Linked DNA regions of Homo sapiens: region 2 is linked to region 1. The links are chromatin loops, found by intact Hi-C in ENCODE. Cell type or tissue: sigmoid colon. All regions are shown on one strand. Links, peaks and the distances in the headings refer to the core of each region. The heading gives the core; the rest is flanking DNA.

Evidence for each region. A loop is a pair of places that touch in the nucleus more often than their neighbours do. Peaks named below come from ENCODE experiments on the same cell type or tissue, not always from the same donor. Only the 100,000 strongest peaks of a DNase experiment are listed, where the experiment ranks them.
Region 2: a loop joins it to region 1, with 2.5 times the contacts of the local background. A loop is called at or near these places in 4 of 110 quality-filtered maps.

Annotation. Positions count from the first base shown.
Region 1 is chr10:76,390,507-76,406,598 of GRCh38, forward strand. The region is part of intron 6 of LRMDA (leucine rich melanocyte differentiation associated); the gene reads left to right. Among named protein-coding and RNA genes, the nearest start is that of KCNMA1-AS1, 490 kb to the right of the region's middle. RefSeq lists an enhancer at 6,253-8,488. In sigmoid colon, for the core only: no CTCF peak of the experiment used is centred there; DNase peaks (open chromatin) are centred at 6,815, 7,135 and 7,605.
Region 2 is chr10:76,449,922-76,466,013 of GRCh38, forward strand. All of the region lies in intron 6 of LRMDA (leucine rich melanocyte differentiation associated), which reads left to right. Among named protein-coding and RNA genes, the nearest start is that of KCNMA1-AS1, 430 kb to the right of the region's middle. In sigmoid colon, for the core only: no CTCF peak of the experiment used is centred there; a DNase peak (open chromatin) is centred at 9,270.

The DNA of each region.
Region 1 (16,092 bases), core at 2,692-10,691:
AAAAAAAAAAAACAAGAAAACTCAATGTTAAGTGGATGATGGCACCATGACTGGTATTCAGTCAGTATGTACCTGTGTAGCCATTCTGGCTGAAATACTTCCATGGCAGCTCCCCCAAGAGTGCCCCTTCATTGCCCCTCCCATCCAGGTCTTCAAAATCCTTAAACTGCCTGTATGCCCCCATAATTCCCTAAATAATAATGAATGCTGGGTACAGTAGGGGGTAGGGGAACCTTGGACTCTGCTCCAGCTCAGTAGCCAGGGTCCATTCAGATTTGTCAGCCCCCTTCCCCTCTGATTTACTCCTGGATAGCAGTACCATTTCTTGACACATGTACTGATGTGGAAAAGATTTTTGGAAGGTATGAAGGGAGTTCACCAAAGGTGATAAGTTTTATTTGGGGCCTGTTTGTGTATTCACGTGGAGAGAGTTAGCATTCTTGGTTCTAGAGAAAAAGATTTAGGAATTTTCAACATATGATAGTCATAGAACCCAAGAACTTACCATCCAATGGAAATATTTTCCCTCTGCAGTGACACCATTCTTTCATAAAATTATTCACAATTTAGCAACTATGAACAGGAATAAAACCTCTAACCAATATTCCAAAGAGGTCAGCTGTGCCTAAAATGCATGTTGGCAGAATGTAGTCACATTCCCAGATTTTAGGAAGCCAGGAATCCAGGAAGGAGTCTTCCTCTTTCTGTATAGCAACTTAAGCTTATTTGAAGGTGGTTGTTCACTCCCTCCTGGAGTGCCCTTAGCTGCAGACAAAGAGAGTGGGATTCGTGATGATCATTTGGCATCATGTCCCTGACAGATAGCCTACAATGTTACCAGAAGCTGATGAGGCTTATTTTGGTTTTGTTTCGTTTTGTGGAAAACCAGAAGGGATCTCAGTGTTGCTGCCTGCAGGATAAGTAAAGATAACCTACTATGTATTTTATTGGCAATCCTGATAGCATTTTCTCCATTGGTGGTTTATGTGTAATAGAGACCAAACTGCAATTTTCTGACCTGCCAAGATCCATTATGTCTGGTAAATATAGTTTATGCTTGACAGAATACACACTTAGGGTGGAAAGCCATGCAAATTAAACTAAGGTTTAGGCTAATTTTTGGTAGTGAAAATTATTCTCCCTTGGTGACCTTATTCAGCATGAAATAAAACAACCAGAAAGCTATTCATGCAGTCCACTCTTTCTTTAATCAAAATAATGAAAGCTTTGGATAGCCCAGCTCCTGATTCTCATAGCTCTTGTCTTTCATGGAGCCTAATCTTTTATGGTCATAAGAAGCTTTTTTGCATGAATAGGTTAGAGATTAGGTAGTAAAATGCCTTATTTAAGGTAACTGTTCTTAGTCTACTTTGAAGTCTATGCAAATTATATCTGTCTATGGATTTATGGAGACTGTATCACCACAGAGTCTTGATCTGTTAACATAAATGATATTTTAAAAATATTTACCCATTGTCTGGGCTACCAAACTTTAGTCTTATGTTGGAATAGTGTCTGATTGCTGACAAGCTGAGCAGTAGTTTTGACAGAGCTAAATAAGGAGAAAAGCCAAGCTTTAATAATGTTGACCATAAGTTAGGAATAATCTCATTGATTGCTTAGTACAGCTAATTCTATTTTCTGATGATAATTTGCATTAATATATTCAGTTTATGTAGCTTAGTCTCCAATATTATCTCGGTAATCCCATCTTCATTCACAGTGGAACAGAAAAGACAGAGTTGGAAGGCTTGTAGGTCAACGTAACAAACTTGTTCTATCTGCTGGCTCTCAGATTCTTTTCTTTTAAAATATGTTTTTAAATCAACAGACAAAAATTGTATATGTTTGTCATGTACAAATGTTTTGAATTATGAATACACTGTGGAATGGCTGAAAGGGGTTAAATAATACAGATTGAGTATCCCTTATCTGAAATGGCACTGGAAGTATTTTGGATTTCACATTTTTTGGGATTTTAGAATATTTGTATTATACTTACCAGCTGAGCATCCCAGATCTGAAAATCAAAAATCCAAAATGCTCCAGTGAGCATTTTTTTTGAGTGTCACATTGGTGTCCAACAAGTTTCAGATTTTTGAGTATTTAGGATATCAGATTCTCAGATTGGGGTGCTTAACCTGTATGTGCATTGTGTCACATAGTTTATTATTTTTTTTTGTAGTGAGAATGCTCAAAATATACTCTTAGTAATTTTCAAGAATACAACATATTGTTATAATCTATAGTCACCCTGTTGTACAATAGGTTTCTTGAACTTATTTCTCCTATTTAATTGAAATTTTGTATCCTTTGACCAATATCTTCCCAACTTACTTATACTCCCAGCAGTCCCCAGTAACCACCATTCTCCTCTCTGCTTCAATGAGTTTAACTTTTTTAGGATCCACATATAAGTGAGATCATGTGGTATTTGTCTTTCTTTGCCAGGCATATTTTACTAAACATAATCTCCAGGTTCATCCATGTTGTTGCAAATGACAAGATGTCCTTTATTAAGGCTAAATAGTAGTTCATTGTGTACAAGTACACCACACTTTCTTAATCCATTCATTCATTGATGGAACCGTAGACTGATTCCATACTTTGGTTATTGTGAATAATTGCTGCATAGGAGTGCAGATATCTCTCCTACATACTGATTTCATTTCTTTTGGATACATTCATTTCTTTTGGTGGGATTGCTAGGTTATATGTATAATAACTGTATTTTTAATTGAGGAATCTCCATACTGTTTTTTAACTTACATTCCCACTGGTAATGTACATGGGTTCCCTTTTTCCCACATCCTTATGAATACTTACCTTCTAGCTTTTTGATAATAGCCATTTTAACAGATGTGAAGTGATATCTCATTTTGGTTTTAATTTGCATTCCCTGATGATTAATGGTGTTAAACATTTTTTATACACCTGTTGATCATTTGTATGTCTTCTTTTGAAATATGTCTGTTCAGGTCCTTTGCCCATATTTTAATTGGGTTGTTTGCTTAATAATGAGTTGTTTGAGTCCTTATACATTTTTTTATATTAACCCCTTATCAGATGCATGGTTTGCAAATATTTTCTCCCATTCTGTAGGTTATCTTTTCACTCTGTTGACTGTTTCTTTTGATGAGCAGAAGCTTTTTAGTTTGATGTAATCCCAATTATTTATTTTTGCTTTTGTTGCCTATGCTTTTGGGGTGACATCCAAAAAGTCATTGCCCAGACTAATGACATGGAGTTTTCCCCTATGTTTCCTTCTAGTGGTTTCGCTGCTTCAGGTCTTATGTTGAAGTCTTTAATCCACTTTGAGTTGATTTTATTATATGGTATGAGATAAGGGTCTAATTTTTTTCTTCTGTTGTGGATATTCAGTTTTCCCAACATTGTTTATTGAGGAGACCGTCCTTTCTGCATTGTGTGTTCTTGGTACCTTTGTGGAAAACCAGTTGACTGTAAATGTGTGGATTTATTTCTGGGCTTTCTATTCTGTTCCATTAGTCTATGTGTCTTTATGGCTTTCAAATATTGTGAGACAGAAGAACACAGGATACACCCTCTTCACACTTGCCATTAATAGCCCAGTGCAGCCAGAATGAACAAGGTGTTACAGAATGTGATGCAACAACAAGGGAGTGATAATTTTATTTTAATTTAAAAAGGCATTCTCAGAAACTGAAGTTTAAATAAACCATTTGTTTAATGGCTTTAATGTGGACACTAGAAGGCACAAAGGTCTGGGCTATTGGGATTCCAGTCCATTTTCTGGAATCTTTGCCTTCAGAGGGCATAAGGTAATCAAGTACGTGGGAGGTAAGAGTCCAAATGTTCTGTATTACTCTCATCTTTCTGTGAATGACCAAATTCTTCTGCTTTTCACTGGCAATCATATATTTTGTCAACTTGTGAAAAAATACTCTACAAAGATGAAAATTGACCTTATAAAGATTCTTCACATGTATCACATTTGAGAAGGTTGTGTTCCTGACTGAAGAATCTTGCCTTGGTTTGTTGACTCTGGGGTTACACTGTGTCCAGTTATGGCTCCTTGGATGAAGGCCCTGTGTTGTTTTTGAGTCAGCTCACTCAGCTTTCTGGAGGGCAGTTGATTCCATGAAAATACTTGTCTATGTGATCAAGCAGTGGGGGCTGAATGTGTGGCTCTTCACAACAGAATGCAAGGCGGATTACTACTATTCCTACAGTGCTACTGTTATTATTAATTTTAAAAACATACAATGTCATTATCAACCTTGATCTGCTCTGCTTTTGTATTTTAGTAATTGATTGGATGAGAATGTGCCCAGGCATGCTTTAATCACTGGAAGGGCACCAGGGTTTAATCTTCCAAAGGGGTTTTTCCCATTGTTATTTCCTGAAACATGCTTGCCATTACTCAAGTGGCATACAAAATAAAATTCAAATCAAAACAGCAAAAGAGATGTGATCCCTCTCTTTTGTGCCTTCTTTTAGGCTTAATTCTCATAAGTAGAACATATCTAAGAAGAGTAGGCTTTTGAGTTCCAGGCATACTACTTCTAAACTCTTCACTTAAAGCTAGCACATTCACCTGACCTTGAAAAGGTGAATAGATACACACTGCTGAGATTAAATAAGGCACCACAGAAGAATAACTACAGGAGGAGCAAGTAAGTGCAATACCCTCTTGTATGAAGTGTGACCAACCTGAATTAAACCATATTTCTAGTCCTCCCTCAGCTCCAAACTTTTCAGAGCTTTTGCTCAATGACTCCACCCCATTGTATCCTTGGCTGACTCTCATAATTGCCTCATTATTATATTTTCTATATAATATGCATCTTTGGATTCATAGCCCAACAATCTCAGCTGGTTCTCCTCTGTAGTTTGTTTAGCAGACAATTGTAGTCATTGCCCCTCAGCCCATACAACATGGGGGATCTGGATGGAAATGAAACGCAGACTTGGCTCATCAGAGGGCAGCTTGGCTTCACTTGTATGCCACAAACATTGTCACCTCATAACACTGACAGTAGTCACTGATGAGCACATTTGAACCCATTCCCAAAAGTGCATTGCCTCCACACCACATGAATTAGAGCCATTTGTGTTATTTTGCTTATGTGTTCTTTTTCTTTTCTCTGTTGTGTATTCAGATTCCCATATTAGTTTTCCTTAATCTAAGACTTACATTAGATGACTCTAGCCAGACTGTCAAATTATTTGAGAACTCTCTTTGTAGCTCTAAATCTAGGGTAGTACCTGGTAGTCAATAATTATTTATCAAATGAATGGATATTTTTCAACACTTACTGGCAATCAAGAAATAATTGTATTTCTAAAACAGTGTGAAAACACGATGAATTGAATTGAATTGGCGAGAATAGAATATAAACTGCATAACTGTAAGAGATAGTACTATACAATAGTGCTGATGACATTTTGTTTTGCTTTATTTTATTTTATTTATTTTCTGGGGCTGCCTGATACAAAAAGTTCCTTGTGAAAAGAGAAGATTGGAATCCAATTAGTAGATTGGAATTGATGAGTTAGTTAAGGGCTTTAGCATCCTACCATGGGCTGTGGTTTTTCCCCCTGAACCTATGGGCATGTTTTGATTGAAGATGATGGCTGGAAGCTGCCACGTTTGAAGGGCTAGAGAAAGAGCCTGGGTTTCCTGTGTCAGATGATACAAACTAGAAACTAGAAACGCTACATGGTAGGGAGGCAGTGGGGGACAGAAGAAAAGACATCATTATTCTTTGTCTCTTCTTTTCCCTGGGGGAAATGTTGGCATCCAAATATTCAACAGTAGGTTGACATGTGGAAAGTGGCCTAGCCAAAGGATCTGTGGTGATCGGGAGTCATAAATCAGATATGAGAGGGAGAGACCATATGGTGCAGAAAGAAAGTGACGATGCGATTCTTTCAGCTATAGCCACTCACGTGCACTCTCTTACCCAGTAGAGAGAGGGGCCCCTTTCCACTGTTTCTTTTCTACTTCCCCAGTGAACCTGCAGGAATGTCAGCTGAAATACCTTGCTCTTTTCTACACATTTCTGAATCAGCCAAGATGTCAGTGACCTGGAAAGGACTCAGGTGAGAGCCAGAGAAATGATTAAAGAGCCGGTGATGCCGATGATCCAGTGGGTGTCTCCTCTCCGCACCACTAGAACTGACTTATGGGAAGATAGTCAAATAACTAGATATGTGTTGTTTGGCCCAGGGCAGACAAGAAGGAAGGTATGGGGTAACTTGTCTCCAATGGAGTTGCCAACAGCCAATGAATTATTGTGTCTTTTCCTCTCCAAATGGACTGTCAGTATACATATATATATTTTCAAGTTTTATTGAAAATAGTTACCTCAAATTTACTTGCACTTATTTTCCTGAGAGTCTGAGGAATCACATTCTCATTGCTGCAGGCCCCCAGAAGTTTTGAAACAGCCTCTGCCACGCCACGCAACTCTACTCACCCAGAGAAATTGCCTTCCCTCTTTTCCCTCAACTTGTCTGGAGATGAAAAGGATGAGATTGAAACCCCTTTTCTTAGAGACACGTCCCCTCCCTTGCTGGTTTCTGGCTTCTCTTTTCGGTGTGTGAGCAAAATCATTTTATTAAACCATTTGTCAGGGGGCAGATGGGAAGTCTGTCTTTCCCATTAGTTAGCAGAAAGTGACCCCAGCAGCTGTGGAGGGAATCGGTCAAGCCATTGCTACCAACCAGACCAGGGTGGAGAAGGAGGCCGGGCTTTGCTCAGTTGTCACAAGGTCCCAGGCGGCTCCCCAGGAGCCTTGGAACTGATGAGGCCCTGTTTTTATTGGCCATGCCTGTGGTAGGCTGACTTCCTTCACTCTGAGCTTCAGGCCAGCCAGGGAAGGGGGCAGGGGCCACTAGCATTGGGAAGCTTTCGTACTTTGCCCTTAACACTCCATATCCCTGTTTAATTAATTTCCTAACTTTGTGGGGGAAAAAGATGAAATAAATAAGGCCAACTGACCACTTCATAATTTGTTTCTGAAGCTTGGCTGGACATAAAAGTCTCCCTTCCAAAACCACACGGCATAATTTATTTTACGATTCCCTCTCGGCACCAGGTCTGGGCTAACCTTGAGTTTGGAGGCTGTGCCTTCGCTTCCTGGTGCTGGTGGTCACAGTGTGTCCTTTCTTGGCAGTGGCCATGGGCCCAGCAAAACAGACCTCTGAAAGGCGAGCAGATTAATCATTTTGAAGGCATGCTCGCCTCAACAGTTCCCCTGCAGGATGTCGGAGAACCGGAGAGAGGGGACTGCTGTAGTTCACAAGGGGCATAGGGAAATGCCTGAAGACTCACAAAAACAAGGGGGTGAACAACAGAAAAAGAATGAGTGCTTTTAAATTGTACATGCTGGAGTTTTCACTAACCGAAAAGTATTACCAAAAAATATATTGCCACTCCTAGAGCACAAACTGTGATGAGTCCAACCCTTTTATTACAATCAGGCTTTCTCTAAATATATTATGCCCTGCAGGTCAAAATGATTTACTTCTCTATTTTGGGACATCTGAGTTCTATTCTACTGTTGCCAGTATGTTTTCAGCTGTGCCAGAACCGAGCAGGTCTGCGGCTCCTTTGTAACATCAAAACGGAGACATTTATCATTGAGATTTATCATGGGACAGCCTGCCAGATGGTTTGGGTATTTTAAAGGTGAACTGTTTGGGCCTTGATTAGCTCATGCGGACTTCTAGCTAAAGACAACTCTATCAGCTGCTCAGTGGAAAGACACTGACGTCCCCCTCCCCCCAGCTCCCTCCCTCTGTTCTTCTAGTAATGCAGAAAATATTAATGTAATGGCAGATGTGGCATAGATTGTCATTTCAGGAAGAAAACCAAGCCATAACCAATTCCACTGATTGCATTCTAATTATAATGTGACCTCCTGTTGCTTTGCATAGAGGCAGTATTCATTTCAGTACACCACTGTAAAACTTGCCTAGTCAACGACCCTCAAAGGGGCAATTGTAAGATTTAAGCTTGGATTTTTTTGCTCATACCAAAGTCCTTTATTCTGCCAAGCCTCTGCTGATTGGGCCAGAAAGAATGCATTTGATTATATAGACTAAACTTATTGGGAACAGAACCTCTGTGCTTTGAAATGCTTTTCATTCAAATTACATTCAGACATTCAATCAACATTGATTATGATATGGATTGGCAACAGGGAATGCCTTGGGTTTTTGGTCTGGCTTGAAAGTTTGCTGAGTTTCGTACCAGATAACAACTGGGAAGCCAGCTGAGTTTCCTTAACCTTTTCCATGAGTTTCTCAGAAAAGGATGGTTTCTCTTGGGAGGCCAGGAGTTCCTTATTCCCACTTGATGCAGTATTCCAAGATCATTTCTTCACTTGGAAAATTTGGGTCTTTGGGGCTTCCAAATTTAATTAACCTCTGATAGCTTTGGGAAATGTGTGCTCATTTGTGTTTATGTTAATAAAGTAGGTCCTTGACTTTGTGCATGAAAATCTAGGAGAATGCATCTTAGATTCAGATTCCAGGTCTAAAATTTTGTATCATGGAAGAAAGTGATCATCACTAATTCTGGTCATAGATGTTGTCTGTGTGATTTAGAGCAAGGCTCAGTTTTCTCATCTGCAAAATGAAATAAAGGTGATCCCAAGGTTTAATTTCTAATAAAGTTGATTTGAAAATACTAAGAAACAATATAATATTGTTATTATTATTTACATGTCAGTGTATGTGCTTGTGTTTTTGAGGGGCCTTTGCCTGCATCTAGACCTCTCTGTCTCTGGAAAAATCCTGGTGGGATCAGTTTTCGAAGTAGTTGGCTCTTGGCAGACTCGCAGACATACTAAAGTTTTTGTTTTGACTTGAAGGTCCTCTTCCGGCCCTTCTGAATAACTTTAACCTAAAAGTCAGGCTAGAATTCCCACAAGAAGAGAGTTGCCAGGGCATCCTCATTCCAAGCTATAAAATCACTGGAGATAGCTCCATTTTCTTTATCCAATCACATGCCATGAGCTGTCATTTGTGTACAGATGTCTCTCAAATATAGATTTCCAGCCTTCATAGCATTCCTGAAATTTAGCATTGCTAAGTATATGGTCACCTTGAATAGTATTCTAGGATCTCGAATTCAGTACGTTCTCTTTTTCCCCCCAAAACAATGGCAACCAGCCTCTCCTCTGTTCTCTCTTTCTCTTAACTGCTCCTGTAGTTCCAGTTACTAGAGTTCAAAACCTTGGAACTTTTATTTTCTCCCTTGTCTTTACTTCCCACATAGAACTAGTTGCCAAGTCCTGTGAATTATACCACTTGAAAATATCTGTTCTTCCTAAAGTTAGTGCTTTTTCATTGAGTCTAATCATTTCCTTCATGGCCTGTGTAATTTAGTCTTTCCACCAATCCAGTCATCCTACCATGATGTGGCAGCAGCTTCTAAGATGGTCCTTATAATATCTGTTATCTGGTGTTCATACCCTTGTGAGATCTCCTCCCCTTATGTGTGGATGGGACCTGTGATTTGCTTGTAACCAGCAGATTATCGAAAAAAGTAATGGGATGTCACTTTCATGATTAAGTGACATAGGATTGTGACTTCTGCCTTAGTAGAAAACTTTTTTCCTGCTGATCTTGATGAAGTAAGAAGCTATGTTGGAGAGGCCCACACGGCAGCAGCAGAGGGTGGCCTCTGGCCAACAGCCAGTAAGGAACTATGGCCCTCTACCCAAGACCCCACAAGAAACTGAATCCTGTCAACAATCTTTTGAGCTTGGAAGCTTCCCCAGTTAAGCCTCAGATGAGACCCCAGCCCTGGTCTGTACCTTGATAACAGTCTTGTGAGATGCCTAAAACAGAGGACACAGCTAAGCTGTATCCAGATTCCTGACCCACAGAAAGTGTGAGACAACAAATATGTATTATTTTAAGCTGTTAGATTTGTGGTAATTTGTTACCTAATATTAGACAGCTGTATCCTAGAGCAGCTAGATTACTGCCTGACAATATCAGTCTTTTGCTCAGAAATACTCAGTGTCTTCATGATTCTTTGTCTTTGGCCTTGAACTCCCTATTCAAGCTGTTTTCCAATTCTCCTTCCTGAGCACAATTACCTCTGTACTGTTCATATTTCTGGCTTTCTGCCTTTTACCTTTTGCTGACATCGTTACCATTTCCTGGATTTTCTTTATGACTAAATCTCACATCTTTTTTAAAGGCCCACTTAAATGTCACCTCTTTCATAAAAGCTTTTTTGATCTCTGAAGCTATATAGATCTCTGAGCTGCCATCGTTCTATACCTCAGGTTCCTATTCATTTTCTACCTCATAGGGGACTGGTTTGAGAACATTGCTGTATCTGTACTACAGGTTGAATACCCCTTATCAAAAATACTTCAGGTCAGAAGTGTTGAGAATTTGGGGTTTTGGGGGAGATTTTGGAATATCTGCATTATATGCTTACCTGTTGAGCATCCCCAGTCTGAAAATCCAAAATGCTCATTTGAGCATTTCCTTTGAGGGTCATGTTGGTACATAAAACATTTTGGGTTTCGGAGCATTTTGGATTTTGGATTTTCAGCTTAGGGATACTCAACCTGTGCTAGGCTGCAAATTATATGAAGGAGGCTTCTTCTGATTCATCTTTCCATGCCCTTGAGCTTCCAATATAATGACTTAATGGATGGTATGCTCTCAGTGGATGAGACTCAATGGATGGTATGCTCCAGTGACTCAATGGATGGTATGTTCTTGTTCATGAAGAGCAAGCCAGTGTGCCCACAGGACAGCAAAACAGAAGTGGTTTGTGGAACTATTCGTTTATTTACTTGCTTATTCTTTTATTCCTTCCTTTACCGCATACCTGGCATTGTCCTAGGGGCTGATGTGGACTCATGGGCATCATGCTTAGAAAGGGACCTTGTTCTTGGGGTTTTATGTTTAAGCATCACCATCTTCTTGAGACTCTTAATCATTTTATTTTTGAATCTGTGTTTTCTGAGTGAAGTCCCAGAAGGTAGTGGGGTATATGCTAGGGGCTCAGAGAATTTGCCAGTGCCTTCTGCCTCCCTGACATAGATTCTAACCCACTTGTTCTCCTCACCCTCCCACCATGGCAGAGGCCTGGGCACAACCACAGGGAGAGTTGGGGTTGGGTACACATGCCCTGTATTCCAGGTCACAGAGTAAGGACCCTGGGTACCTGGGAGGATCTGTACTTGCTGCATAGTCAGGAAGTAACTATGTAAGTATCATATTAAATAAGAAATACTATGACAGGTTGAGAGAAAGAGAGGAGAGCATTAGTGAGCTTACAGACAAACAGGAAAAGCTTTTCTCTTGCCTTTTGAACAAGTGCCTGCATTTTCATTTGTACTGGACCCTGGAAATTATGTAGCTGGCCCTGACTAGGGGTATAGTGGGAAACCAAAGGGGCAGGGATACAGCTGTGGCAGCAGAGGTGGGGTCGGGGGAAACAGCAAACAACAGACAATAAACAAGATGATTTCAGAAAGTCATAAGTACTATGACTTTCTGAGAATCAAATGAGGTGATATGCTGGTGAGTCCCTGAGTATGGTGCAGGAAGCATGTTACCTTAAAGAAAGATGATGAGGGAACCGTTGCTGAGAAGGTGGCATTTGAGTGGACATCTGCAGGAGGTAAAGAGGTTAGGCCGTTCCAGGAATATGGGGCAGTTTCTAGGCAGAATAATGTGCTAGGTCAAAATCCTTGGGGCTGGAACAAGCTTGAAATAGCCAAGAGCTAGACACAAAAGCCAGTGCTGCAGTAGCCTAGAGACTGTGGAAGAGAGGAGGCTTGGGGCATTTACTAAGGTAAGATGAAGCTGATCCTTTATTTTATTTTATTGTTCTTTTTTTAGAATTAGGTTCTTGCTGTGTCACCCAGGCTAGAGTGCAGTGGTGGGATCATGGCTCACTGCAGCCTCAAACTCCTGGATCAAGCAATCCTCCCACTTTAGCCTTCTGAGTAGCTGGGACTACAGGCGTGTGTCACCACTCCTGGCTAATTTTTAATCTTTTTTTGTAGAGGTAGGGTCTAGGTATGTTGCACTGGCTGGTCTCCAACTTCTGGCCCCAGGCAATCCTCCCGCCTTGATCACCATAAGTGCTGGGATTACAGGCAGGAGCCACTGTGCATGGTCCAGCTGGTTCTTTAACACCAACACCATACTGGCCATAGTGAGGACACAGCTTGCCTCTGGGCTTGTCTAGGTCTGTAGTCCAGTATTTTCACACCTAAGAATTACTAAGGAGGGATTTTACAGCAATGCGCTCCCTGCATTTTCTACCTTAATTTAATTCCTTTTTCTTTGTCAACATAGCTATTCTGCATTCTTTAAAATAGAGATTTTTTCAGAGACATGTAACTTACAAGGATGTAAATAATCATAGGTGGGCCAAGGAATGTGTAGTTCCTAGGGAGAGCTTTGCAAATGAGATTGGTTCCTTTCCCACAGAACCTCAAGGACTGTTGGATTTGTTTCAGAGGTCACAAATGGGCACCTTATGGCCCAAACTGGAGCCCCAGAAGTGTTTTATTTGTTCTGCATGTTGCCCTTCATCAAACAGGAGTGCCCCAGCAATGGCCCTGTGCTCCCCAGATAGCTCTGTCCTAATCTCTCCTATAGTCTCCTGCTTGTGCTTCTTCCCTTTATGCCTGAACTCTTTTTAATTGTTTCTCATTAAAAAAATTATACTCCACTGTATAGTGCAGACGTGGAAATGTTGGCATGTGGATAGACCCTGTACCAAAAACCCAGCAGAAGATTCAGAGTCCCTGAGATGCTTCCTCCTCATCTTCTTCGCCAAGCACCTCTTGTCACTGATCTTGGAAGTTAGAGGTGGGAAAAGGCAGGTAAGAGGGCCAAGAAGTCAAAGTCCTAATTCATGCATGCCTGGGCCCACCCGTCTTCCCGTCTTGCATGCCCATTCTGTGGACTCCCTATATGTAGATGCTAACCCAGGAAACCCCTCAGGGCCAGTGGTGCATGGCTGGCTCCCTTCCTACAGACTGTTCCTTTAAAAATTTGGGGCTTTAACTGAGAAGAAAATTAAGTAATTTTGTTATTTTTTCCTTCATAAAGCTAAAATTATTAATCTTCAGAGATAAGTACTGTTCAGTGCATAATGAGTTCGAATTGTTGATAATTATAATTTTGAAGAGTTTCAGCTTGCTGTCAGCCAAGTAATTAAAGGGGTGGGACCAGGGTTCTATTTTGTTCATGATGGTTATGCTTCTGGTAAGAACTCTCTCTGTGTGGCAAAAATGCCCTCATTCTAGTCACATGGTGCAGTGAAAGGGTTAATTAAATCAAGTAAAGTAATCCACTGGGTTGTGAAGAGTTCTCTTTTCCTAGTTTCCCCCCTGGCCTTCCATCTCTTCCTTAAGATCTTCCCATTGTCTTAGCAAAGCTGGACACCCTCAATGGTGCCCGCTCTCCACTAGTGAAACAGATGCAGGATGCCTGGGTCCTGCCTGAGCCCAGGGAAGAGGCTCAGTTCCTTTCCCTCTTTCGCAACTGCCCCCTTCACCCAATTGCCCATGAGTCACCTTAAAAAAAAATGTCTTGCATATACTAGCACTGGACTAAAAAAATTGAACCAAAAGAAAAGAGGAAGAGAAAATGGAAAACTAATGATTCAAGAAATCACATAGCACGAGATAATTCTATTTTGAAATCACAGCAGTGGCACCCAGAGGCGGACACTCCCCAAATTACTAGTGAAAACCCTTTGATGTATCCAGTTGTAAGAAAGCCCAAGGCACTTTTTTATTATTATTATGAGTGTTTCACATTCCCCAAAAGAAACATTTAGCAGTAATTTTTAAATGTCTGTGTGTGAGCAAGCTAAATAAAATGAAATAAAATAAAATAAATCCCTAAAAAATCTCCAACCCTAAATGTGCTTACTTGATGGCTGGCTTTTACTTACAATAAAAGCCAAGGTCTTACAATGGTGTATGAGGCCCCCATGAGATCTCTCTGCCCTCATCTGCCCCTTTATCTTCCCTGGCTCATTCCACTATAGCCACACTGGCTCGCTAGCTGTTCAGGGACACACTGGGTGTGTTCCCTGCTCAGTCTGTTCCCTTGCTATATTCCCAGCCTGGATGCTCTTTCCTGGGTATATGAATGGCTCAATCGTTTCTTTCCTTGAGCTGTTTCCTCCAAAGTCTCCTTCTCATTGAAGCGTTCCCTTGCCATGCTGTATAAAACCTCAACTTCCCACTTTTGACACTCTTAAAGGGACTTTGCAGATGTGATTAAGTTAAGGAACTTGAGATGGAGAGATTATCCTGGACCATGTGGGTGGGCCCGGTATGAAAACAAAAATCCTTATAAAAAGGAAACAGCAGGGATACAAACAGGGAAAGGAGATGTTACAACAGAAATAGAAGTTGGAGTGATGTAAGTTGAAGATGAAGGAAGGGTCCACAAGCCAAGAAATGCAGGCAGCCTCTAGAAACTGGAAAGGCAAAAGGAAATGATTTTTTTCTGGGGCCTTCAGCAGTAACCAGAGCAGTTGACACCTAGATGTTATTAGCTCGGTGAGACCCTTTTTGGACTTCTGATCTCCAGACTGTAAGATAATAAATCTGTGTTGTTTTAAGCCACTGAGTTTAATTTGTTACAACAGCAATAAAAAACTAATACAATTGGCAGGACCCAGACTCATAAGACCCCAAAGAATTTGACCATCTTGGTCCCCGGTTCTTCTGTGCAATATTCAAAGTTTCTATTTTCTGTCAGGATTTCCTTTCTGACTTGAAGACAGAGGAAAGAAACCTTTGCAGTACATGCATTCTGGTCTCCTTTTGTACCTGAGGCCAGCTTTCGTCACTAGGTGCAATAAACGCTGCATTAGATTTTGATGGGAGGTATGGTGCCCAGGTGTGTTTCAACACAGTTCAGATGAGGGACAGGGGAGCTGGGGAGAAGCAAATGCAGCCCTGCCAGGAACAGTGCGCTGCTGTTTATACAACAGGGTAAAGGACCAGACTTGTCATTATTTTAACCCAAGTAGACAGTTCTCGCCTGTCTAAGGATGTGATTGACTGGTGGTATCTTTTCATGGTTATGCAGCAGATTGAACTTCAGAAGTCAGAGCTCACAACTGACGGGATGTGTTTGTAATTGGACCTGGTAAGAACTGGACCTCTAAATAGGGAAGAAAGAGCAGTGGAGACAATCACATTGTGGCCTTTTGCTAGTTATTCATTCATAGAGTTCTTCCTGTTTTAATTCTGGAGGATTAAAACATTAAAGAATAATTTATTCCTATACTCTCCTCAGCCCCCGTGCGTTCCTTTTTCCTTTTCTGTGTCTCTTGTTTTATCTTTCTCTCTCTGTGTCATACTTTTCCCTGACCTTCCATTTCCTGAAAATTGTCTGTATTTGTGAGGGTAACCTTAGTGCTTGAAACTTTTTCCAGCTTTATTTTAAAAAGATGACCATTTTATCAGGCAGTCTGAAAATCCAAAAGTATTCTCTGCTCCAAATGTCCTCTTATTTAACTGGCCAGCGAGGAAAACCCACAAATTGCCAAACAAGAGGAACAACAGGAAGCGGTGATGGAGCTCATTTACATCTGCATATGTTCTTTATTTAAAACCAGGGGAAGTGCTGAGTGGATGGGTTTGGGAAATATGGCCGGCATTCCGGAAAGGGTGGCTGTGCACAAGTCCACACATCCTGTACTAACAGGCGGAAAGGGAACATCATGGCATTTATGTTTCCGTGCCATCTTTTAATGTCTGTTCTGTGGCATCTTCATTAGATCCCAACATGACCCACAAACTGTTAACATATCAAAGGCAGTAGGGAGAGAGGTGTGAATATCCTAAAAGGGCTTCTGATGAACTATCGTATTTTCTTATACTCTAAATACATGGAACAGAGATGTTGGGATAGGTACACATTTGGGTTTTATTAACAAAATAGCAGTAAGATGTATAGGCAGTTGGAGATACCCGTTGAGCCTCTATGTTCTAAAGACAAATGTTCCAGCCTCTCATGGTCTTTTGGTGGCACAAAATGTTTCCTCCTGAAGAGGTGAAAAGGTGACCACAGTGGTCCTTCTCACTT
Region 2 (16,092 bases), core at 5,431-13,430, 62 kb after region 1:
CTTTTCCAGACTTTGAATTTAATTTTGTGCCCATGTTACAACAGTTCTTCATATGTTTTCCTAAAAAGTTAATTGATTTCAAAGTTCCTTGCCATTTTCTTTATAGTTTAGCTATTGCAGTCTTGATTTCACAGTCTTGAGTTCTTGATTTCTCTTTTTCTTTATTAGTTGACAGACATTCATTTTTCGTGTGCTTTCTCAGGAAGAGAATAAAAATGATTAATGTTTTTATGATTTTAAGCTTAGTAAAATGTCTTCCTGCAACCTTTTTACATGAACAACTTGGACATAAACCTCTTAAGTTATAGACTTTTCTAGTCATTGCTCTGGACAAATCGTTTCATTGTCTTCTGACATTTATTTGATTTTGCAAAGAAGGGTGAGGCCAGCCTTATTTTTGCTACTTTAGAGATAAGCTCTCATTCCTCTTTTCATTTTTGTAGGATTTTAAATTTATCATTGAGATTTAAAACACAATAGAACTTCCCTAATATTTCTAGTCACTAAAAAAGTTCATTTCATTTGGTTCTCACTAAGCCATTTTATTTAAAGCCTTATAAGCATATAAAACTTATAAAGTCTTTCTCTGGGGCAATTTCTATTTTATTAATTCTTTTGTGATAAATTTTCTGTTCCTTCCTCAGTAACACTTCATCTGGATCTAAATTGTCCTCCACGTCTGTCATCTTCTCTTCTATATTTTTCCTCGGAATATTGAGAAATATTCTTTAAATTTTCTTCCACATTATTATTTTACATTGTTTCAGTTTTACTTCTGTTTATATTGCCTCAAATATGGACTTTCATTTTACCATTGGATTTTGGGTTTCCTAGGTTAATTTCTTAATTCGGCCAGTTTACTAATTATCTCTTCATTCATCTCAGAATAATTTTTCCTTTGACACTCTGATTCTCTTTTACAGAGTCTGTTTTACAGAGTTTTTGAGGATAGCAAACAGATGAGTTCTAAATCTTGCTTTTGTCTCATGTAAAAATAAAATTTCAAATATATCCTCCTCATCTGAGTCAACATGGAAGAGCTCCTATTCTAGATGATATTGTTGTCTTTTTTTGTAGAATCCATAGTGGCAGATGTATACATATGTTTTTCTATGCTCATTTTTGAATAGGGATTGTTGTGCTCTAAGACCAACAAGCAGGTTCTGTGGCATGTTCCTTGCTTCTATGTCACTCTAATTTGGTAGGATTCTACTCTTGAAGTTTGAAGTGATGTACTTAATTTGGGATGTCTAGGAAGCATTCTTCTGTGTGTTTCTGATTTGCATTTTTTTTTTTTTGAGACAGAGTCTCGCTCTATCGCCCAGGCTGGAGTGCAGTGGTGTGATCTCGGCTCACTGCAAGCTCTGCCTCCCAGGTTCATGCCATTCTCCTGCCTAAGCCTCCCAAGTAGCTGGGACTACAGGTGCCTGCCACCATGCCTGGCTAATTTTTTTGTTATATTTTCAGTACAGACGGGGTTTCACCGTGTTTGCCAGGATGGGCTTGATCTCCTGACCTCGTGATCCGCCCGCCTCGGCCTCCCAAAGTGCTGGGATTACAGGCGTGAGCCACTGCACCCGGCCTCTGATTTGCATTTTTATAGACTTTTATTGACAGCTGGATATTTTGAGCAAGCTAGGGAGCCAGATATACTTTTCCATTTTCCTTTGAACGGTGCTGCATGTGAAGACTATGTTCTTCAGGAAGTGCTTCTCCAATGCTTTTTTTTTTTTTTTTTTGTGGAGGAGGGTGGTGGACAGAGTTTCAATCTTGTTGCCCTGGCTGGAGTGCAATGGTGTGCTCTTGTCTCAACACAACCTCCACCTCTTGGGTACAAGTGATTCTCCTGCCTCAGCCTCCCGAGTAGCTGGGATTACAGGCATGTGCCACCACACCCAGCAAATTTTGTATTTTTAGTTGAGATGGGGTTTCTCCATGTTGGTCAGGCTGGTCTCGATCTCCCGACCTCAGGTGATCTGCCCACCTCGGCCTCCCAAAATGCTGGGATTACAGGCGTGAGCCACCATGCCTGGCCCGATGCTTTGTCTTTACCCATTTATAATTATTTTCTTCAAAGGAATGACCTATCCCTAAAATCTTCCTGTATTTTCTTCATTGCTTGATTGAGGAAGTATGAAGAGAATTCTAGCCCTCTATGGCTCTGAGGTCACTTATCAGATGGCTCATCAGTGTGGACAGGAAGTGGGTGGCATCTTGACATGCTTTAAGTCAACTAGATTGTGTATGCCTATGTCCTATGCTCTTATTTTGCTTCTTCAAATACACCTAAGTGTGAGGGAGCATTCAATTTGGATGTAGACAATAATATATGGTAAGAAGCTCTGGGATCTGGGTCAGGGCCTCAAGGTCCATCTGATTGCAGCAGGGATGTGGGAAGGCCATGTGGGGTCCAGAACACTTAACTCTCTTTTAAATGAAACACCTAATCACTCACCTGTTTCTGCTGCCCTCAGAATTTTAGAAAATCACTGAAATGGAATGAAATTAAAACTTACCTACTCCAACTCCTTTAACAGGCAGATGGTGTGAAATTTAAGATGGGAACTGAATGAAAAAAAAAAAGATATCCATCAGGTAAAGATGAGAACAGAGGATGCAGATGGCTAGAAAGCTGGTACAAAGATGTGAAGTAGAGGGTCTAAAAGAAAGCCAGGAATAGTTGACGTATAGTGGGCTAGCAAGAAAATGGAAAGCAGTGTCCAGGAAGAAGATATTTTTATGTTGGGGTAAGGAGTTTGGATTTAATTAAAGTGTTATTGGAAGGCCCTGGGGGAGGATGGTTTAAAAAGTTAAGTAACCTAATATGATCAGTTAACAGCAAAATGTTTATGTATTTGTTTTATTCACTCATACACTTGTATATTCTTTCATTCAATAAGTAAACTCATATTTATCAAATAACCACTACATGTGATGGAGTTATATCCTAGGATTCCAAATTCCTAGTATAAGGGGTATTTCTATTATGCCATGCAACTTCTCTACTGGACAGTAAACTTTGTGTGAACAGGGTCTGGACTTCTATATATTTGAATCTCCTAAGACTTCAACAGTCATAGGAGTACCTGACTTATGGTAGCCCCTAAATAAATATACTTGATAGATGAATGATAAGTAATATTCTATAATGTTCACAGAGGTCTCTGAAATAGAAGAATATTTCTAAAGCACAGTTAAAGATAGTCATCATTAGCAGTGACCAGGATTCCCTGCAGGGCACAGTTCCATAAAGCTCTTGTAAGGACTGATCAGTGGGTTGGATCCATTGACTCTTTTAATCAGGCTAAATATGCTGTCCCTTCTATGCATATATTTGCTGGGATTCTGCCATGCCAGTACTAGTTTGGCCATGTTGATATGAAAGAGTAAGGATTTGTCTATTTAGTTGCCAACTAAGGTGTAATGAAATCTCATGGCAAAGTGTATATGAATTCAAATAGGAGCCAAGCCCTTCACCTCTACTGTGGGTTATATGACATACAGAGTCTTCTTGAAACATGTATTCCCAAGACTTTCAACAGTGCAACATCTGTTTTACTTTGAGGGGGCTATGATAAGCATCTGCTTAGAGGAATGATCTGAACAAAACCAGGGCACATTTGTTTGCCATGCTATAGATTATCTAGTCTTACATTGTTAATGAATAAATCATGCAGGATGGATAAACCGGTAACCACAACAGCATGTTTCATACTGCATTTAAGACATTAATTTATGCATTCATATATTTTTCCTGTAGACACTAAAAAATTTATGTTTTAAATAGAAGATCACATGGATTTTGATGTAGCTCAGCAGTTGGATGTAGATTCCAGAAATTCCTTTATTAAATTAGAGCCCAGTTGGCTGATTAGGGTTCTAATGTTCATAATTGTACCATTTGATGCATTAAGATAAGTGAGCCAAAGATAAAAATATAGTGTTTTATGAGAACATAAAATGCATATCTATGTACATATTCCATGTTTGTATGAGACATTACATTTAATCCTCAAAACTCATTTCAAAGTTCATGTCGTGAACGTTTACAAAAGTTCAGGAACCTCTTAAAGTCACATAGGCAATTAGTAGCAGAGTCTGAACTGAGAATCACATCTTCTCAGGCATAATCTAGTTTTCCTGGCTTACCACGACAACCGTTTCATTGATAAGTTATTTTGAAATCACATTTGGGGGCCATCACTCACATGTAGTATGAAGCTAAATCTAGAACAACATTCATTTTGAATTCTTTGGTCTGGTACACATAAATAGTTCTTAGGATGAATCACATAGATGGAGGAGAAAGATAGACAAAACGTTGATCTTTGGGTGATTGCATTGAGGATTCTAATCTCTACTGACGTGCTAAATGTTGGAATTGAACTAAAAAGAGTCACTAATCATATTACTTCCATAGTGAAAGTAGCAGTGTCTGCATTGTATGCTCTTTTGTTGTTTAATGCAGACTCCCTAAAAAGGCAGATTTTGGTCACTCCGAGGCTGCATTATTCTTTGTACCAACTTGGCTATCCTAAAACGAGCAAAACAAGCAAGCAGAGAATCGAGACATAGTAAATAAACATTCTTAAAACCCACATGTTCCTTTAAACATAAAGAAAAAAAATGACCCAGTGAGAATTGGAGGTGATTTGGGTCTGCATTCGCTCAGCTAGACCAAGCTGTTCTCACCGCCACCCCCCACCCCGCCCGACTTTGACTTCCTTTTTATTTGTATCTTCCATTTCCTTTCCCTGGGCCAGATGTGTGGATTCCCCTGTTGTGCCCAATGACAGAGTAGACTTTTCTGGAAACTGCCAGGACTATTTGTAATCTCCTGACTTTACAGAGGTCTCATATGCTGAGAAGGACAAATTCTGATGTTTCACAGCAACAGGAAGAGGGTTAGGGATGTTGAGAGAAGGACAATTTGGGTGGAGTTTTCACATATGTTTCTCTTTGATGGAGAATCCAGGGCAGGGATCTGGTTTGACTGGGGCCAAGTTGTATTTCTGCTCTCTTTATTCCATGTGACTTGAGAGAGCAACCACATGAGTACAGAGTTTTAGTTTGGAGCATGACTTCCTCATCCTAGAATGCCAGAGTCGGAGAGGCCATTAAAGGTCATGTTGTCCAACTTCCCATAAAATTAATTTTAGATGAAGTCTGCAGGAGAGAGTAAGAGAGCCTCTGTTTATAGAAGAAATTGTCTCCTAGAATCTAAAACTGTCTGTTGCCCATTGGATCAACATCTATGGCCACCCAGAATTGGTGAATATTATAGAAAGAAAGTGTGGGATGGTGTTAAAGGACATTAGTTCAACTCGTCACCCAACGCCCAAATCCCTTGATTAGAAATGGAAAATATAAGATATATTGATGGTATTGAATTGGTATGAAATTCTGAAGGTTTTAAAATGCTGTTTATCCCCAAGACCAAAATAAGTGAATCCTAGGCTCGGCTGGTCACCTCTTCCTGCAAGGTCCTGAGGTAAGAGTATGCATCGATGCTAATCCCTGATGGGATGAGACTTTGATATTAGCCAGGGCCTTTAGGAATACACCCCAGTAAAAACACTGATGGGCTAGGATGAATGTCACAGGAGGCTCCTTACCTTAGTCAGCTTAGGGTAACTTAAGGGTCTATGCTAGAACAAAAGCAGGCCAAAAGGTCTGTTCTCCTTGTGGTCACCTCTAAACTCAAATTCAAGTTGCAAATCTTATCACTTCTCTGGGAGACAAGGCCTTACACACCGGTTAGCAGCAGATGAAAGCATAAAAATTAGAGTTTGTGGCCCATTGTCTGGCATAGATGTGTAGGGGAAGTGGCAGGGGATCAGAGGGTATATGACAAGGGCAAGTGTTATCTTCTGGGACCATCCTACTTAGTTATGTGGGAGAGGAGAAAGCCCCTGAATAATGGAAGGGAATGTCCCAAGGGATATATCCTGTTGTTACTCTGGCTGTGTGGCAGAGTCGGGTAGTAAGGAATCTAGAAGGGCCACATCAACTTGTATAGGCCCAGTGATTCCAACTGTATGCACCACAGTGAAGAAAAGGTATTCTATGCTGGCCAACCCTGCTAGTATTTCTCCTCTTCCTCCTTAGGGGCTGGGTTGTTGGGCTTGGGAAAGGGTATGAATATCCCTCAGAGAACATCCCCTTGCATAGCATCTCTACCCGAAAATAGTCGTTCGGTCTCCATTTTGTTCCTGGTGTCATCTAAAATAAGGAACAACAAATAGCCAGATTCAATTTCAGCATTATGGTTTGAGCAAGGGCCTGGCTTCTAGAGTGGGGTGTGTTGAGATGGTTTTCCCACTATTTTTATTTAACTCACCAAATATATTCTGTAATTGGGCATGACCCAGCAAAATGTTCCACTCTGAAGTTTTATCATGGAGGCCAAAGAGCATGTTCAATGTCTGCCAAGTTCTCAAAGGAAATAGTAGTGGGAGGGCAGGCCCTGAGCTGGAGCTTCCCTGGTGACTACAAAAGCAATTGCAGAGGACCACGTGATGTGGCTCCAGAGCACATGACTCAGATGTCCATTGAAAAGCTGTATTTGCTCAGGGTGATGGCTAAGAAAAATGTCTTATGCCCTTTAAGAAAAGAGTCTTGTTTTGAAGTGAGATAATCCTTCCATTTTCATAAGGTAGTTACTGAAAATAAGTGTTCATTTTCTTTGTGCAGACCAAGGAGTAGGCCTTCTGAGAAAGTTGCACTCTTATTAAAAAAAAAAAAAAAAAGGCACTATTTCAGATGAAAGCCTGAGATGCAGATTTGAGATCTTAAAACTTGAAGTAAAAGTCAGCACTCTGATGTGCCCAGCCTGTCCTTTCTACCTTCCCGTTGTTAAGAGGTGTTCTTTTCTAGCTCTTGAAGGAAGACTTTCATTCTTACCATGTCACCTCCTTCTTCCCTTCTTTTTTATTTTTTGGGGTCTGAAATAGTAATCCTGCAACACAGAACTTGTTTGGAATTCTGACTGTTTTAATCCTTGCCTTAATTTACTGAGGTTAAGTTGAAGATAGGAAGTTGAGTGTTGGTTTTTTCAAATTGTGGTCTTAGCCGTAACTCCGACTTTGAACATTTTCGGCAGTTCCATGGATGTCTGCGGATGGTCAGAGTCACATTTCATTGTCTCCAAGAACTGTCATGACCCTGTCTTTAGCATTCCTTCAGGCTTCTCTTTACTACAGATCAAGAAAGTACTTGGCAACAGTCTCCCATTAGGAGAGAGCATTCAGGGTTTTAGTTTCAACTTTTCGAAGTTTAATGCTTTTCCATTTTCTTTTCTCCGCGTCAGCCATGGGACAAGTAACGTATAGTTGATCTTCAGTATTCCCTGATTCTGTGTTTGCAAATTTGCCTGCCCACTAAAATCTGTAGCCCCCAAATCAATATTCATGACACACTTTCTCAGTCATTCATAGTCATGCACAAAGCAGTGAAATGTTGAGTTGCCCGATGTGCATGTTTCCAGCTGAGGTTGAACAAGGTGACACTGCTTTTTCGTTGCAGCTCTCAGACTGTATGCAAATGTCTTTCCAATGGTCTATTTAGTGCTATGCTTTTCATGTGTTTGTGTTTTTTTTGGTGATTTTGCAGTTTAAAGTGGCTGCCAAGTATTGTGCTGAAGTTCTGTATGGTATTCCTAAGCCCAAGAAGGCCATGATGTGCCCTGTAGAGAAAATCCATGTGTTAGATAAGCTTTCTTCAGGCATAAGTTATAGTGCTATGGGCCATAAGTTCGACATTAATGAATCAACAAAATATCTTAAATAAGTTTCCTTAAACAGAAATATAGAAACAACAAGGTTACGTCTCAATCAGTTGACAGAAATGTTGTGACCAGAGGCTTTCAGGAACCTAACTCTGTATCTTCCTTAGGAGCAATCGTTCAGTATTTGCTAATTCAGTGTTTGCAGAGACTTTATAGGGTGTAGCTGCTGCAAATGACAAGAATCAACTGTAATCATTTACTAAGTATCAGCTGTAATGGTGAAGATAAATATTCTAGACTTAATATGCCAGGAGGGATGTGCGTGCCTCATATGCTCTATGGACATGTTACAGTAAGGGAAATAGGAGGTGTCCCCCTCAACCTGGAACTCCTCTAACAAGCCAGATAGAAATGCATCATTTTTTAGGCCATTTCACTTGGATCGAAGCTTGTTTTCTTTCACACTCCTAGTGCTTTCAAAAAAAAAAAAAACTTGGCTGTTTAATTAAAAAAAATTTGGCCTGTTTTGTATATATTTGCAGTCTGAGCACCCATAGAGGGGAGTCACCCCTCTCCTCCAGACAAGGGTGGGTTGTTGAATTTTATGTGAAATCTTGACATTGCAATAAATCTCTGAACCTGAACCAGCCTGCACTGGATATTTAATACTGTTTTCATTTCCAATACTAATCAATCCTGGAAGAATGTGCTGTTATTTTTTAGTTACATGTAAACATTTAGATGAATATAAAATGGCTTATTGATAGCTTACATGCAGGCAAGTTTATTGATACTTTTGTCAAATTCTGTTTGATTGATTGATTTGGCCATCGTACTGCTATGGATATGGAATAGAACCAATATGACATTTTTATTTCCTGGCAGTGGTACCTGAGGGTGAATGGGATATGGGGAAGCTTGAGCTCTGTCTCTTGGATGAGAGCACTATCAGAGCCTGATCAGTGGAGCTCCTTTCTTTAAGGAATGACCTCAACTCTGTTTCACATCAGACACAGTTTGGAAGACCCCACAGGCCATTGCACTGTTGTATCATTCATGTGGGAAGCCCAGCTTCACAGGGGCCACAGAAATCTCCTCTATGTGACACTTCTGGCTACAGTGCATTATTTTGTTTTATTCTGATTTTTTAAGGAGGTCCCTAGTAGGCATCTTAGGAAACTTTGAAAATATATTAAGAAGATTCGGCATTTGATGCACAGATACAAATAAGGCCATTTTCCTCAGCCTGCAAGCCCAGTCTGAGACTTTGCAACCTTTCTCTCTTCTGATTGTGAATTCCAAGTGTCAAGACAAAATAGCACTAAGAAATCAGTAAAATGTGACGGTTTTTCTCAAGCGTCTACTAAGAGCCTAGCCAGATGCACATTTCTTATTCCTTTTGGTAAATAGATTCAGATTTGGTATGATTCAATGAACTAAAAAATATCCCCTGCTCAAAGCTTGTCTATGCCTGCTAATTGCATGAAGCTTAACAGATCCTCCACACACGGCACCAAATAAGGGCTGGCTGGAAATCAAAACCTCCTTGCCAAGCACTTTGGATTTTCCAAAGGAACTGTAATGTTCCTGGAGATGTTTATTAATGGAAATGGGGAACTTTGTGGACCAGGGTGAAGTCCCAGAGATTGATAGCCTGTTACTAGTGTTTATTATTTTTGACTGCAGGTTTTGAAAGCTTTTCCTCCTATCCTCCCTAAAAGGAACTTTCTCCGTCACTTGGGACTGAAAATGGGGGTGGAGTTCAACACCTCATGGAGCAATCCAAAATAGACGCACAGAATGTTAATAAGCCCAGGATTTTGCCCTCTGTTTTGTATTGCTCTGCCCCAAAATACAAAACCTAATTAGTGCATCCAGAGAAGCGTTAAATGGATTTCATGCTGTTTAATAAATGCTTTACGTGCTTTGGTGCCACTGCGAAATGTGTGGTTGAGTGAGGGTGGGAATAGGGAGAGGAAATGGTTGCTGTAAATGCTTCCTACCAATGTCAAGCACTATAGGATGAGCATCAGAGATGCGTGTTTATAACTCAGGTGCTTCATGTTTTCACCCGAATTTTCCTCCTTTTGGCTAGCCTGTTATTTTCCTTTTGGGCTTTTGTTTTTTTAATTTTATTATTATTATACTTTAAGTTTTGGGGTACAACGTGCAGGTTTGTTAATATGTATACATGTGCTCCCAGACATCGTCTCCAAAGGCTCAACCCACAATTGTCTACACTCAGAACAATGAGAAATTGTGAGTGACAGATGTGCACTGAGTGCTCACTGGGTGATGAGCCCTGAATGGGACATGGGAATTAGAAGGTGTGGCCATTGCCTCTGGAGAGCTTATGTCCCTATGGGGAAGATAGAACACATAATATCCTATTTTCAAGATAGACCGTCAGTCTGGTGTTCAAAGCCTTTCATAATGTGTCCCCTATTTAGTGACTGGCCTGTGACATCTCTCCTAGAGGCTGGTCTTTATTGTCTTATATGTTGGTCAGTGGTTGTGAGACTTCGCTGCACAGTAGAACTGTCAGGAGAGCTTTGAAAAAGCCCCAGTGTTCACACTGCACCCTCTATCAGTGCTTTGAGATCTTTAACCTGCATCAGGATCACCCAGAGGATATGTGGAAACACACATTTCTGGGCTTCACACCCAGCATTTCTAAGTCAGCAGGTAGAGGGCTCTAAAAATTTGTATTTCTAGAAGTTATTGCTAATGCTGCTAGTCCAAAATCACACTTGAGGAGGATTGGCCTTCATCAATTAAATCAGAATTGCTGTGTGTCTGATGATTCCAGCATGCAGCCAAGATGGAGATCTGTGTTCCACACATTCTTTAATGCATGTGGTGGAGACAGATGATCACATATCGTGAATGCCTCTGATTATTTTCCATGATTTAGCTATTTTTCTCTGACTAGACAGTAAAAGTCGTAATAGCAAGAACTGTGTATCTTTACCTTTTCTTGATTCTCTCAGGGTGCCCAGCCCAGGGTGGTCACACAGAAGTGTAACTTGAATAGTGTTAACCAAGGAAACGTAGAAGGGTGGATGGGAAGCATTGCAGATACCACCAGCACTCTTCATTTCCCTACTCTCCAAAACCTCTAAGGAAAGTTCTTTCCCTCTATTTGTGGACTCTAAGATGCATTGCAGAGCTACTTTCTCTCTCCTCTTCCCTCCATAGGGGAGGGTGCATTTTCAGCATTTACTTTTAAAGAAAGCAACTGCAAAGAGTACTGTATTCATAGATAAAAACTGCATTCACATCCTGGCTCTGATGTTTCTTCTTATATGATCTTGGTGACACTACTTAACATTTTCAAGTCCCCATTTATTCATAAATAAAATACGTATAAGAACATCTCTTTCACAGACTTCTGGAAATTAAACGAGTTTGTGCTTAAAACACTTCTAAGGACAATATAAAACACAAAAGGCACAGTAGGCCTTTTGTTTATAACCACATTGTAGCAAACACACATTTTTCCTGGAAACATAATGGGAGTGCTCTTGGGTTATGGGAAGTAGCAAGGGGAGATGAGCAAATATTTGTGCCTCATCCTGACCTCGCCATGCATGGTGTGAAATGTCTAGGTATGCCATCAAGAACCAAAGTCCTGTGTAACAGAAAATCTCCAGTGAGCCTGTCATGATGATGGAGACAAGCCTCTGTTGAACTTCACTGCCAGTGAACTCTACTAAAATGTCAGTCCTGTATTCGCATAGCCTATCAGTCAGGGAGCAGGCTATGAGCACTGAGATTTCCACAGCAACCTGTTGGTGCCTTTAGTGCATTGCTTCCAGAATGATTCCCATGAAATAAAGAGATCTAGCATTGTACTTACTGGTTCTTAGCAAATGTTCTTCCCCGTAGGTAGAGTGCCTTAACTCTAGAACCATAAATTTGTTTTCAGAATGCAACAAGATTGCATAGTTGTGTAATAAAGCTCCTGACAGAGTGTTAAAGATAGGAGGGGGAGATGGTGAACTGGGAGAGCCAGGAATCCTCATCAAACTATTATGGGAGGCTCTGCCCTCTGAGAAGAGAAGTGCTGTCTTAAGAAATTTCCTTGATACTCAAAGGGTGTTTTACACAGAATCACCTGGGCTTTTGTTAAGAATGTGGACTCAGGCCGGGTACAGGGGCACACACCTATAATTCCAGAACTTTGGGAGGCCGAGGCGGGCAGGTCCTTTGAGTCCAGGAGTCCAAGGCTAGCCTGGGCAACATAGAGAAACCCCATCTCTACGAAAAATACAAAAATCAGCCAGGTGTGATGGCATGCACCTGTAGTCCCAGCTACTTGGTGTGGCTTGAACTCCCTTGAACCAGGGAGGTCAAGGCTGCAGTGAACTGCAATTGTGCCAGAGTGAGGACCACAGAGGGAACTCTGTCTCAAAAAAAAAAAAAAAAACCACACACACACACACAAAAACAACAACAACCAAAAAAACCAGAATGTGAACAACAACCACCAAAAAAACCAGAATGTGAACTCAAACACTCAGACAATACCCTAGACCTTCTGAATCAGAATCTGCATTTTTTTTTTCAGGAGTCCCAGGCAATTTGTATACACTTAAATGTTTGAGGAGAAAGATAGAAGAGTCTCTTAGAACTAGACTGGGAATTAAGACACCTGACTTGGTATTCTTTTAGTTCCATCTTCACCTCAGTTTCTCCATATGAAAAAAACAGATAAGTAGAATAAGTTCCTTCCCATCAGTTGACAGGAATTGGTAGTAAAAGAATCCCCATAGAAAAGATTTAGAAGTCTAAGGTCCAGAAGAACCATCCTCTTCCTCTTCACCCAGCTCCTTTTTGTTAACATTCTTCGATGCCCAATCTCACTTCCAGCTGCTTTGGGGTTTGGCCGCTATAGCTAGATGTCTCAGCAGCTTCCAATTCCCATTATGAGAAGTTGAAATTCTCCCATAGGTACACAGTTCTTCTGGCATCCCGCACCATCTTTGCCTGTGCTGAGTGGTGTGTGGTCTGGCCTTCAAGGGAGCCGTTTCCAGCAGTACATGTGAGGAGAGGACCTGTCTCTTGGCTGCTAGGAAGCACTCCAGCCAGACAACAGCCCTCTCCAGCTACTCAGTGCCTCCCACATTGGACAACTGGGAAAGCACACAGGGAACAGTGGGGGTTGTTGAGCTCAGCGAGTGTTTCCTATAGTGCATAATTAAAGAAAACACCTGTGTAGCTGCTAAATCACTTCCCGCTGTTCCCCTGTGCAAATGCTGTGCTCAATAACCTTACAAGTGCCTCATTCCTTCTACCCAACCGAGGCAGTGCACAGAGCCACAATGCATAAAGCTGGCAAGTTATTAGTTCAGGGCCCCTTAAAAGATCTCTTAGGATTGATTTGTTACTAGTCCATGGGGTCCCTTGGTTAGTCTGGTGGCATTTTGCTAGACTGCAGCTTCAGGGAGGCTCAGGGATGGGTAGTGGGCCTACTTTCTCCAAACTGCCCTTCTTTGATCAGCACTTCTCTGTATCCAAGGCAGTCCCGTGGAAGAGCTCTAGAGCTGCAGGAGCCAGAAAACCTTAAACCACAACTTCAATACTGTAATTGTGGGCCAGATGCTTCCCCAGGGGAAAACAGCCAACAACAGTGAAATGAGATGCAAGTGGGACCTATGGATTTTGTTTGAAATTCAGGAAAGGGAAGTGACAATAAATCAAAAGGAAAAGCTATCATTCTAAACAGACCTCTTCCTGCTGCTGAAGTTTATGGGGTGCTTTGGTTACCACTAGGATCTTGTGGGGCACTGGCTGCCCAAAGTGAAGAAGATAGACTCCCTTGTAGCAGCAGGTGGATTGGCAACAGGATTCAGTGTGATGACAGGCTAGCTTTGTAATTTACTTCTTCCAGGGCAAAGCAACATGGCTTTCACTGCAAGTTTTAGAGTGTTTGAGCAGATGAGTGAATGTGCCTAAGAGACCCAGTGAAGAGGATTGCTGGATGTTGGGCGGTGGCAGGGGAGGGGGGAAGGGCTTTAAAGAAACAGAACTGAGGAGAAAGGACAGCTGCAGATTCACTCAGTCTCTTCTGCTTCACTGCTTTGTTCTCTTCATAGCCTTGGTCATAACTGAAATTATCTTGTCTATGAGTTTGTCCGCTTGTGTATTATGTATCTCCCCAAATAGGATGTGAACGCTGCAAGAGCTAGACTCTTATCTAACTTGTGCAGAGCTGGATCTTCAAAACTAGTCAGTCCAGTGCCTGGCACACAGTAGGTGCAAAATAAATTTTTTTTTTTTTTTTTGTGAGATGGAGTCTTTCTGTGTCACCCAGGCTGGCATGCATTGGCGTGATCTCGGTTCACTGCACATCATCCACCTCCCGGTTCAAGCGATTATCATGCCTCAGCCTCCTGAGTAGCTGGGATTACAGGCACGAACCACCACGCCCAGCTAATTTTGTATTTTTAGTAGAGACAGGGTTTCTCCATGTTGATCAGGGTGGTCTCAAACTCCCCTCCTCAGGTCATCCGCCCGCCTCGGCCTCCCAAAGTGCTGGGATTACAGGTGTAAGCCGCTGCGCCCGGCAGATATTCTGAATCTTGAAGGAGGAATAGGAATTGACTCTGGGCTAAGCTGGCAGAGAAGGGTATTCCCGGAAGAGAGATGAGGATTATGATGCATAGAGGCAAGAGAACCTGGTGTGTTGGGAACTGCAATTGTAAGGTATGAGTGGACGAGTGGCGAGAGACTAGAATGGCCTGGTACCCAGTCAACATGCCTACAACAGACGGGGCTGGGAAAAGAGCTCCTAGGTGAGGACAATTTCTCAGACATGAGAATGGCCAGGGCAGTTAGGTGAACTCTAGTACAGATGTACACACTGGACAATTTAACTAAGAACAATTCATGTGTCTTTACAAAGGGTTATCTTTCCAGCTGTTACTTCCTCTCTTCCAGCTCATCTGTTGGCCACCTTGTTGTTTACCCCTTTGAGTAAAAATAAGCAAAAAGCCAGAAGAATGGGGTAACCTCAAATACCTCCTTAATTTTGTTTTTTGAGCAGCTGCTTAAAATGTCTGAAACATTTTTTGAGTTAGAAATCTGAAACAAAACAAGGCTTCCAAATGATTCATGAGTTTCCATTATTCAAGTTTCCCTCATATCTTCATCACCGTGTAGGTAATGGGTGTGAATCTCTGTGTGCTCATATACATATGCTTGATTATATGATCATCTCGTGGAGGACATGTGACACGGGAAGACAATAGGGCACATGATATGCTCTTTGATCTAAGGTAAGAGTAGCTTCTCTCTCCTCCCTGTTTCACTATGGCTTTATGGACATGTGGGCACACAGAAGAAGCAGACCGCACTGCAGAGGCTGTGCTTATAGACATAACTGCTTCTCAAGGCCACAGATAAGAGGATGGACAGGATTGAGGTAAGTCTATATTTTGGCAGACAAGAACTCTTGGTGGCCTCTCCATTCAGTGCTAGAATGTTCCTACTATCACACCACTTAGTTGATGTTTGTGATTTCAAGTGCTCAAGTGGTCAGCTCCTCTGATACCACTCCTATGACACTAAGGGGTCACCAGGAATATTTGTGGCCATGGGCATATGAGCTCCAAGAAATAAAAGATTCATTAAGGGCTGCCATAGAGATTTTCTGGTTCTTTTGTGACTTGAGCTGAAATTGTAAGACCTGTGTGTGTCATTTCCTTTCTGTAAGTACTCTAGTCCTCCCAGGAGCAGCCTCCTGCTCCACTGCCTTTGGAGCTATCACTACTGCCATAAGAACCAAGGACAGTAGCTATTTGTTCCCGAGACACTTGGTGCACTATCCACAGTGACCCATAGCAATAAAGTTAATTTCAATACAACTACCTATGAAAAAGGAAAGTGAAGGATGTGTCTAAAACAACCCTGGAACCCCATCTTTGAGGATCTGTTTTGTACGACCACTCCTGGACACTAGCGTATGAGTTATTTTTCTGAGATAATTTAAGAGAATTGTTTAAGTAGGGTATGAGATTTCTAGGGCTTCCATAAGAAATGCCACTCGCTGGGTGACTTAAACAACAGACATTTATTTTCTCCCAGTTCGGGAGGCTGGAAGCCTAAGATCAAGATGTTGGTGGGGTTGATTTCCTCCGAGAACCATGAGGGGAGGAGTTGTTTGTGGCCTCTCCCCTCCCCTTGTAGGTGGCTGTCTTCTCCCTGTGTCTTCACATGGTCTTCCCTCTGTGCCTGTCTGTGCCCCAATCTTTTCTTACAAGGACACCAGTTATATGGGATTAGGGCCCACCCCAATGACCTCATTTTAACTTAATTCTTTATATACACTATCTCCAATCATCAGTCACTTTCTGAGGTTCTGG